2 separate regions of the Homo sapiens genome follow, and region 1 is linked to region 2. Evidence: chromatin contacts called from ENCODE Hi-C data. All regions are on one chromosome and are shown on one strand. Each heading gives the region's core, a stretch centred on a gene start or an enhancer-like site at or near the end of the contact. The rest is flanking DNA. Distances are from core to core; before and after follow the strand shown. Region 1 has its middle 38 kb from the start of MIR101-2. Region 2 overlaps INCR1 (interferon stimulated noncoding RNA 1).

What was found. A loop is a pair of places that touch in the nucleus more often than their neighbours do. Pooled maps may share reads with other maps.
Region 1: a map of GM12878 shows a loop between it and region 2 (6-fold over the local background). The contact joins two enhancer-like sites. A Hi-C loop is called at or near these places in 1 of 168 maps with a recorded cell type or tissue (GM12878), 2 of 37 single-sample maps with no recorded cell type and 2 of 50 pooled maps.

What each region holds. Positions count from the first base shown.
Region 1 is chr9:4,886,032-4,890,369 of GRCh38, forward strand. No RefSeq gene overlaps it. Among named protein-coding and RNA genes, the nearest start is that of MIR101-2, 38 kb to the left of the region's middle. Within about 2 kb of position 1,725, at least 2 of the 41 ENCODE cell types and tissues checked have a DNase peak (open chromatin) inside an H3K27ac peak, as active enhancers do.
Region 2 is chr9:5,592,846-5,596,732 of GRCh38, forward strand. The region is part of intron 1 of INCR1 (interferon stimulated noncoding RNA 1); the gene reads right to left. Among named protein-coding and RNA genes, the nearest start is that of RIC1, 34 kb to the right of the region's middle. RefSeq lists an enhancer at 1,307-1,426. Within about 2 kb of position 1,251, at least 3 of the 41 ENCODE cell types and tissues checked have a DNase peak (open chromatin) inside an H3K27ac peak, as active enhancers do.

The DNA.
Region 1 (4,338 bases), core at 475-2,974, 710 kb before region 2:
ACAGATTTTAAGCATACAGTTTGACAAGTTTTGCAAATGCTCACGTAAATATATCCCAGTCAAGATACAGAACATTTCCATCATGCTAGCAAGTTCCTTCCTGCCTCTTTCTGGTTAGTCTCTCCTGTCTCCTGCTCAGAGGCGATGTTCTGATTCTACCAATTTGTTTTGTCTGATGATCACGAGTCAGTATTGCCTCTTCTAGGACTTTAAATAAATAAAACCATACAATATATCACCTTTTGTGTCTGACTCCTTTTGCTCAAACTACTAAGTCAGCCATGCTATTACATGTATCAATAGTTCAGTCCTTAGCCGGGCATGGTGGTGCACACCTGTGGTCCCAGCTACTTGGGAGGCTGAGGCAGGAGTATCACTTGAACCCAGGAGGCGGAGGCTGCAGTGAGCTGAGATGGGGCCACTGCACTCCAGCCTGGGTGATAGAGTGAGACTTGGTCTCATGAAAAAAAAAAAAATCAGTCCTTTTTTTAATGCTGAGTTGTATTCCATTGTATGAATATATCATATCCTCTCACCAGTTGATGAATGTTCATATCATTTCCAGTTTGGAGCTATTATAAAAATAACTGCTTAAGTCTGTATTTTTTAAACAAACATCCAGCTAATTCTGATGCAGGTGGACCACATGTTGAGAAACACTGCTCTAACACAGAGAATTGAAGCTTATTGCCCAAAGCCACATAACCAAGAAGGCTTTGACGCCAGAGCGTGGATTCAAGAGCCCATGCTTTTCCTACTTGGACAGTAGATGTCAGAAGGAGGGCCTTGAAGATAAGACATATGTTTCAGTTGTCAATTGAAGCATAACAAAATAACCAAACTTTGGTTTCAACATCAATGATTTCTTAAGATTCTGTCGTCCTGGCCGGGTGATTCTGTGGCAGGCCAGGTCTCACTAACAACTCTTTCAGTACTGACTGAGTGGTTAAGTTAAATATTAAAAGCCAGTGCCCTTATACGAAGGCTGGGATGTAACAAAAGCCCAGCAAGAGTTTTGCCTAGGCCTTTTCTGGGCCTTAAGGCGTGACAAAATAACAAAGGAATTCTTAACAGGACCCGTTTGGGATTAAACAAGTTTTATTGTGGGTCTGAAGAAACTCCCCAGATCTCCACAAACAAGTTTACTGGAGGCCTGAAGGAACTCCCCAAACCTCCATGATTTAGCAGGAGACAAGATAAGGGTAATCACCCCAGCACCTGGACCCATTTAGATTAAGTAAATGTACTGAGGCTCCAGAGGAAGGTTTTCAGGACTCAGATCATAGTTGTAGATTAAAAGAAGTTAATCACTTATGTCTTTAGATGAATGCGCACTTACACATAGACATATAGTTTAGAAGGTATATAAGCTCTGGAAAACTTTGTAATTTTGAGTTGGTCTGGAAATAATTTCCAGGCCTTCTCTCTGTAACTGGTTACAGAAGTAAAAGCTCTCTTCTTCCCCAGTTCATCTGCATCTCATTATTGGGCCATGAGAAATAGCAGCCCAACCCTCAGATTGGTCCAGGAACTGTTCTTTTTTTAGTCTTACCTGGGCTGTCTCATGTCACTACGTTCAGCAGCCAGGTCCACTGGATGCTGGGTGAAGCTGGGATGGCCGGGGCAGCAGGACCTTTCTTTCCATGATCTTTCATTCTTAAGGAGTCTAGACCAGCCTTCCCTTCATGGCAGTGGCAGTATTCCAAGAAAAAGCTGCAAAGCACAAGTGCTTTTCAAGCCTCCACTTGTGTCACGTTTGCTAACGCCTCCCTGCCAAAACAAGGCACATGGCCAAGCTCAGCTTCAATGTGGGAAGCAACTATCCTAGGGAATGGCATGATTCATTTGGTGCAGGATTCATTTGGAGCCATTAATGTAACAATCTACCATTGCTAGTAAGTTTATGTTTCAGAGGCAATAGGTAACTGGAGAGGGCAGAGCTAGGGAGAGCCAGGGAATTAAGAGGATTAGAGAAAATTTTGGTGGAGCCAGAAAAGGTCAAAAGGGTCTATGTTACCCCTAGTCATCTTTGAAGGAAGGACGTGTTCCCTCTAGTCATCTTTGTGGCCCCCACAGCACTACAGGGGTTTTACATATGGTAGGACCTCAGGAAGTCTTTGCGAAGTTGAATCAAAGTATCAATGATAAGTTGGGGGAGTTTAGGACCTAGAGGAAGGATGGCTAAATGATAACACACTGAAAGGAGCAAGACCCCTTAAAGCGTAGAAGGGTAAGTGCTAACAGAAGAAAAAATTAAAACTGAAATGAAGAGAGACAGATGGGATATAAAATGTAAACAAATGTTTGCTTCACAATTAAACTACGTGCCCACTCTTTCACCAATGTTTGTTTGCTAGATGCTATGCAAGGGACTAGAGCTGTGTTTCTCAAAATGTAGGTCATTAGAACAATGTGGAATACTTAGGTAGAGGGTTAGAAATGGCTGGTGGAGGTGTCCAGTGGATGGGCCTGAGACAGTGCCCCTGGCTCCATTGTCTTCTTATAACCTGTAGAGAGATCCTAGAAGTCATTGCCTGCCCCAGTCAGAGGCAACAGATATGGTCAGTGCTCTAATCATCTCATCTTGCCCTTAGCACTTCAGTGCAGGACAGAATATCGGACTGCCAACCCCTGAATGTTCTCCCTAGGGGCTTTCTCTGGCTACTCCTGCTATAGAGGGAGCAGTCCTCAATCAAAGACTGACAGGAGTTGGTGGAGATTTTAAAACCAAGCCAATTATCCATTATAAATCTGGAAGCAAAGAGTGTTCATTATCCTGCTTAGTCAAATACCAGTTCTGCTGAAAAATGCAAAAGGCTAGAGTCTTGCTCATTAAGGACCAAGTCTTTCCTTGTATTTCTGTAGCTGCCTGATAGATGGGCTCCTGACTTCAATCTTGTTTCCCTTCAACCTATTTTCTGCACTTCTGAGTGACCTTAGAAATGCAAATACATTCATTAAGCTTTGAGGATGGAGATGTTTCATATTCTCCATTGGATCTTCAGTACCTGGTAAGCACTCAGTAAATATTTATTGACTGGGTATTATAGGAGACTCCCAACTCATGAACATGTTATATCCTAACATTTCTCGTCTAAGGAGGTGATTTTGAATTTAGAATACATTTGACCATCACAATGATAGGTGGTTTTTAGCTTGACAGGCTAGCTTACAAAAACCAAGTTCAAGCCAGGTACGGTGCCTCACACCTGTAATCCCAGCACTTTGGGAGGCCGAGGTGGGAGGATCACCTGAGATTGGGAGTTCAAGACCAGCCTGGTCAACATAGTGAGACCCTGTCTCTACTAAAAATACAAAAATTAGCTGGGCATGGTAACGCATGCCTATAATCCCAGCTACTACTCGGAGGCTGAGGTGGGAGAATCGCTTGAACTTGGGTGGCGGAGGTTGCATTGAGCCGAGATCACGCCACAGCACTCCAGCCTGTGCAACAGAGAGAGACTCCGTCTCAAAAAACAAAAAAGTTCACCCATGATGCAGCCTAATCCAATCCCAGCTTTCTTGGTAGTCATGAGCAGGAGACCATAACGGGAGGGAGGGATGAAGAAGAAAAGGAAAAACAAAGCCTTTGGGAATTGGATCATTTGTTAACATCTTTCTGTTTTACACTTCTGTTTTTGCACCTCTACGTGCTCTATGAGTACCTTCTCTGCTCCTCTTCCCTACCATGCCTCATCTCCCACTGGAGCAAGCCTCCAACCCCACTCCAGGGTCCTCTTACCTTTCCCCTCTGCCAATCACAACTCCTATTCCCTGACTACAAATAATTTCAAGGATTAAGAGGAAGGTGGTCTGATTGAGCAACTTTACTCTCCACATGGATGTCTAACGGCTATTTAATCTTCCTAGAGATGCTTCCAGTTTTCCAAATTAGTTTAGATTACATGAATCTCTAATTAGTGGAATTTACTGTAACAAGATAAAATGGAAAAAAAGGTGATGAGAGATATTTTGGGGCAAGTACTCTCACTGATTCTGACTTTTTTTCAGATTCTCCCCCTAGGATTAATAATCTAGATTATTCTGGATTTTTATAACTTTTTGGGTCTTTTAAAGATCCCTCCCTGCTTCTTTTTTTCCCACAACTACCGCCATAAGCCTGGTTGAGAAGGGGCTATCTGAGTGAGCACAGCCATAGGCGCAGGCCTACAGAGTGGGCCCTTCATTGACTTTCCCGATTTGCCTCAGCAAGTGTGCACCTTTAACCTGACCCTGCCTTTGGTGACACTTGAACCAAGCCCAACACCAAAATGTGGTCAGCACTCAAAAAACAAGAACCAGGAAAATTTAAGGGATTTTCTCACTGGACAGTCTGGG
Region 2 (3,887 bases), core at 1-2,500:
ATTCTAACAGTTGCCTGGTGATATGGTTTGGATGTTTGTCCCCTCCAAATCTCGTTGAGATGTAATCCCCCGTGTTTGAGGTGGGGCCTGGGTGGGAGGTGTTTGGATCATAGGAGTAGAACCCTCATGAATGTCTTAGTGCCATCCTCTCGGTGGTGAGTTCTTACTCTGAGTTCTTGCTCACCCATAAAAATCCCTAAACTATGTACGAGGCTTGGAGAACTTCTGGGTTGGTGAACACATTCACATGCCAGGAGGGTGATGCACCCCAACTCTAAGGGGAGTGGCGGCCCTTCCGGACCTTGCTCTGTGTACTTGTTCATCTGGTTGTTCATCTGTATCCTTTACAATAAACCAGTAAATGTTAAGTTAAAGCATCTGAGTTCTATGAGCCATTATAGCAAATTATTGAATGTAAGGAAGGGGTCTTGGGAATGCCCAACTTGTAGCCAAGTTTGACAGAAGCGTGAGTAACCTGGGACTCACCATTTGTGACTGACATCTGAAGTGGGAGAAGTCTTGTGGAACAGAGCCCTTAACCTGTGGGGTCTGATGCTGATCCCAGGTAGACAGGGTCAGAAGTGAGTGAATTGAATTGAAGGACATCCAGCTGGTGTCTGGAGAGCTGGAGAACTGGTTGTTGGTGTGGAAAAACAAAATACGTTTGGTATCAGCAGTATTGTGGGTAGAGTGATACAGTTTTTGTTTTAGGCTGAATTTGGAAACCCAAATGGATAGGCAATCTTGATACAATCTTTTCAATGGGGCTGATTTGATTGCTTTTCTTTTTTTCTTTTTTTGAGACAAGGTCTCACTATATTGCCCAGGCTGGCCTCGAACTCCTGGACTCAAGCAATCCTTCTGCCTCAGCCTTCCAAAGTGCTGGGACTATAGGCATGAGCCACAGTGCCCAGCCCTGATCTGCTTTTCAAGAATTCCTCAGTTGTTGCCATGTAACTGTCTCTCTGACAAGACTGTAAGCTTCCAGGAGTTGGGATCAAGACTTAGCCACTTGCACCTCTCTGGGACTGTGGGATGCTGTGTGAAATGTAGTAGGTACTGGATTTGCAGGGAGTTTTCAGCTGTCAAGGGCCTTGGTAAAATAAGGAAGTGCAAGGGGCCAATAATTCTTGGCTAAAATATCCAGAATTTCACTCTGGGACTGTAAAAGAGATTCCTCTGAGAAACTTGCTAATATCTTGCAAAACCTCAATCCAGGTTTTGTCTTCTTACATCACCTTGTTCTCATTTAGGTCAGTTTCTGAAGATGCAACTGTGGTTTTGCAGTAAGGGGAACTGAGAATCTTGAATACTGCATGTTATCACGTGACTTCAGGATGAAATATCATTCAAAACAAAACATAAATTAAACGTATTCACACAGAGAGAAAAAGCAAAGCCTAAATTAAATACATTCACACATAGAGAAAACAGAGTATGGTAAGATATCCAAATTTCCAAATTTCCATTTTTCTCTTTGAAGAATTTAATCCTAGATCTCCATAGCCTCAGGTCCAGTATAGCAAACAGCTGGGAAGCTGTTTGACAGCACTTTGGGCCTAGTATCTTGGATCTTTTCATCTAAGAGATTGTCTACTTATCTAGGACCAGACTTGCTCAGAGTGATGTGGAATCATTTTCGAAAAGAATAGAGATAAGGTCTTTCTGACACATCATGAAATTTAACACTGATGACCACCCAAGGACCTATGCTAGAGTCAAGATTTGGGGCCAGGCATGGTGACTCACGCTTGTAATCCCAGAACTTTGGGAGGCCGAGGCAGGAGGATCACTTGAGCCCAAGGGTTCAAGACTACCCTGGACAACACAAACCCTCATCTCTGAAAAGATAAAAATTAGCCGGCATGGTGGTCACACCTATAGTCCCTGCTACTCAGGAGGCTGAGGCGGGAAGATTGCTTGAGCCTGGGTGGTTGAGGCTGCAGTGAGCCATGATCACACTACTATACTCCAGCCTGGGGAACAGAGTGAAACCCTGTGTTGGGGGGACAAAAAAACTGAATTGGGTAATTGCAAAATTTTTCTTTTTAAGGCAATAAAAAAATACTGACTTCATGTATTTATTCCCTGGGTTATTTCTGGAAGGCAGTCAAGCTAGTTAATTTATTTTCCTTTTTAAAGAAAATAAGCCAAAATAAACCAAAAGAAAAAGAAAAAGAATATAAGCCAAATAGCAAACATTAATTTTTTTCAGATTTCAATTGTTTAAAATGCATGTTCATTTTTGAAAAATTTAGAAAGCATAAAAGAGTTCAAAAAAGAAGGATCCCTCCAAATGTCACCAACTAGGCACAATCTTACAGATAATCTTGCTATAGTTTTTCAAATCTTAGAGAAAATCAACACATGAAAAACTGTGTTCATATATTCACCAGGTGAACCAAATGCAAGCTATACTCTTATACTCTGTGGACCAGGGGAACAAGACAAGTAAAAAAATCCAGAAATCTTACATGTCAAAATAAAAATTAAGGATATATGTAAAAATTGGTAATTACTTTAAATGAATGAGAGTTCACACTTCATAATCTCACATGACTAGATTTTTAAAAATAGATTGAAAAGTTTTGATGCACTTGTTTGATGTTTCTACATCTTGGAGGAAAGCTGAAAGCACTTGATACTGGTGGTGTATAGACACACACCTACTCCAATCCACCTGGAGAAGTTAGAGAAACCCCAGAACATGATTTATCAAGTAATTCAGTATCATTTTTTTGAAAAAGTTTGGCTGGAAAATTTCTTACTTACAATACCAGTTATAAGACATTTCTTCTGGCTGTCCACAACATTTTCCTTCTTACATAGCTCCTCTTTCTTAACCTCTTTACCTGGTTCTCAGAAGAAATCTGCAGTGATCTAACTAACTCTGATAACCACATAACGGGCAGATGAATTTATTACCATATGGTATGGAACTGCTTTAAAGCTGAGTTCTGAAGTTTGATTTAAATATCTAAGTTTGAGTCAATATGTGTGCCTTGGCATGTAAAAATAACAGCAACAACAACAAACACTTTTTGTAAAGTTCTTACCATGTGTCAGGCACTATTCTATGTGCTTTATAAATACTAACTTATTTAATCTTTATAACATAATCCTCCTATGAGCTAGATACCATTATTGTCCCCAGTTTACATATAAGGCACAGAGAGTAATTTGCCCGAAGTCACAGAGCTTGTAAGTAGCAAAGCCAGGCTAAGAGCACAGCAGTCTGTCTCCAGAGTCCATACCTCTAATACACATGACTGTCTCATCCAGCAATCTATTTCTCCAGTTGAAAAATTACATTGATTCCTCCTACTCACCCTCCTCCCTCAAAATACCTACTTCTGTAATTAAATGCCACATCAATAAAGCATATTCTCTAACAACCCCCTTAGGTCCATGGAAGAAGCTGGCTATTTGCCAATGAAGCCTTGTTCACTCCCCATCTGGAAAGGCCTGGTGGCAAGTAAGATTCATGTTACTCAAGGGAGGAAGGGGAGTTTTCCTGTTCATTTAGCATAAAGAGTCTCTTAAGTCAAAAAATTTCCTTCCTCCTCTTTCCAGTGTCACCAGTCACACGTGAGAAAGTCATCTCGGTATCAACTTCACATGATCTGCCTCAAACAAAGACAGTTCATGTGCTCTTGATATAGCATTTCTTGCTTCAACTTCACTGCTAACTGCATGTTTCATCTACAGGGAGAGTTTACAGAAATTAGCATGAATTATATAAACTCTGATACTTGGTGATGTAGATAGATCTCATCAGCTTTCATTTTCTTTGCTGGGAGTGTAATCAACATGATTAAAGCAAAGAAAGAAACTCTCAAGTCATTGTATTAACTATTCTGTTCTCTGGATGAGACAACATAAAACCT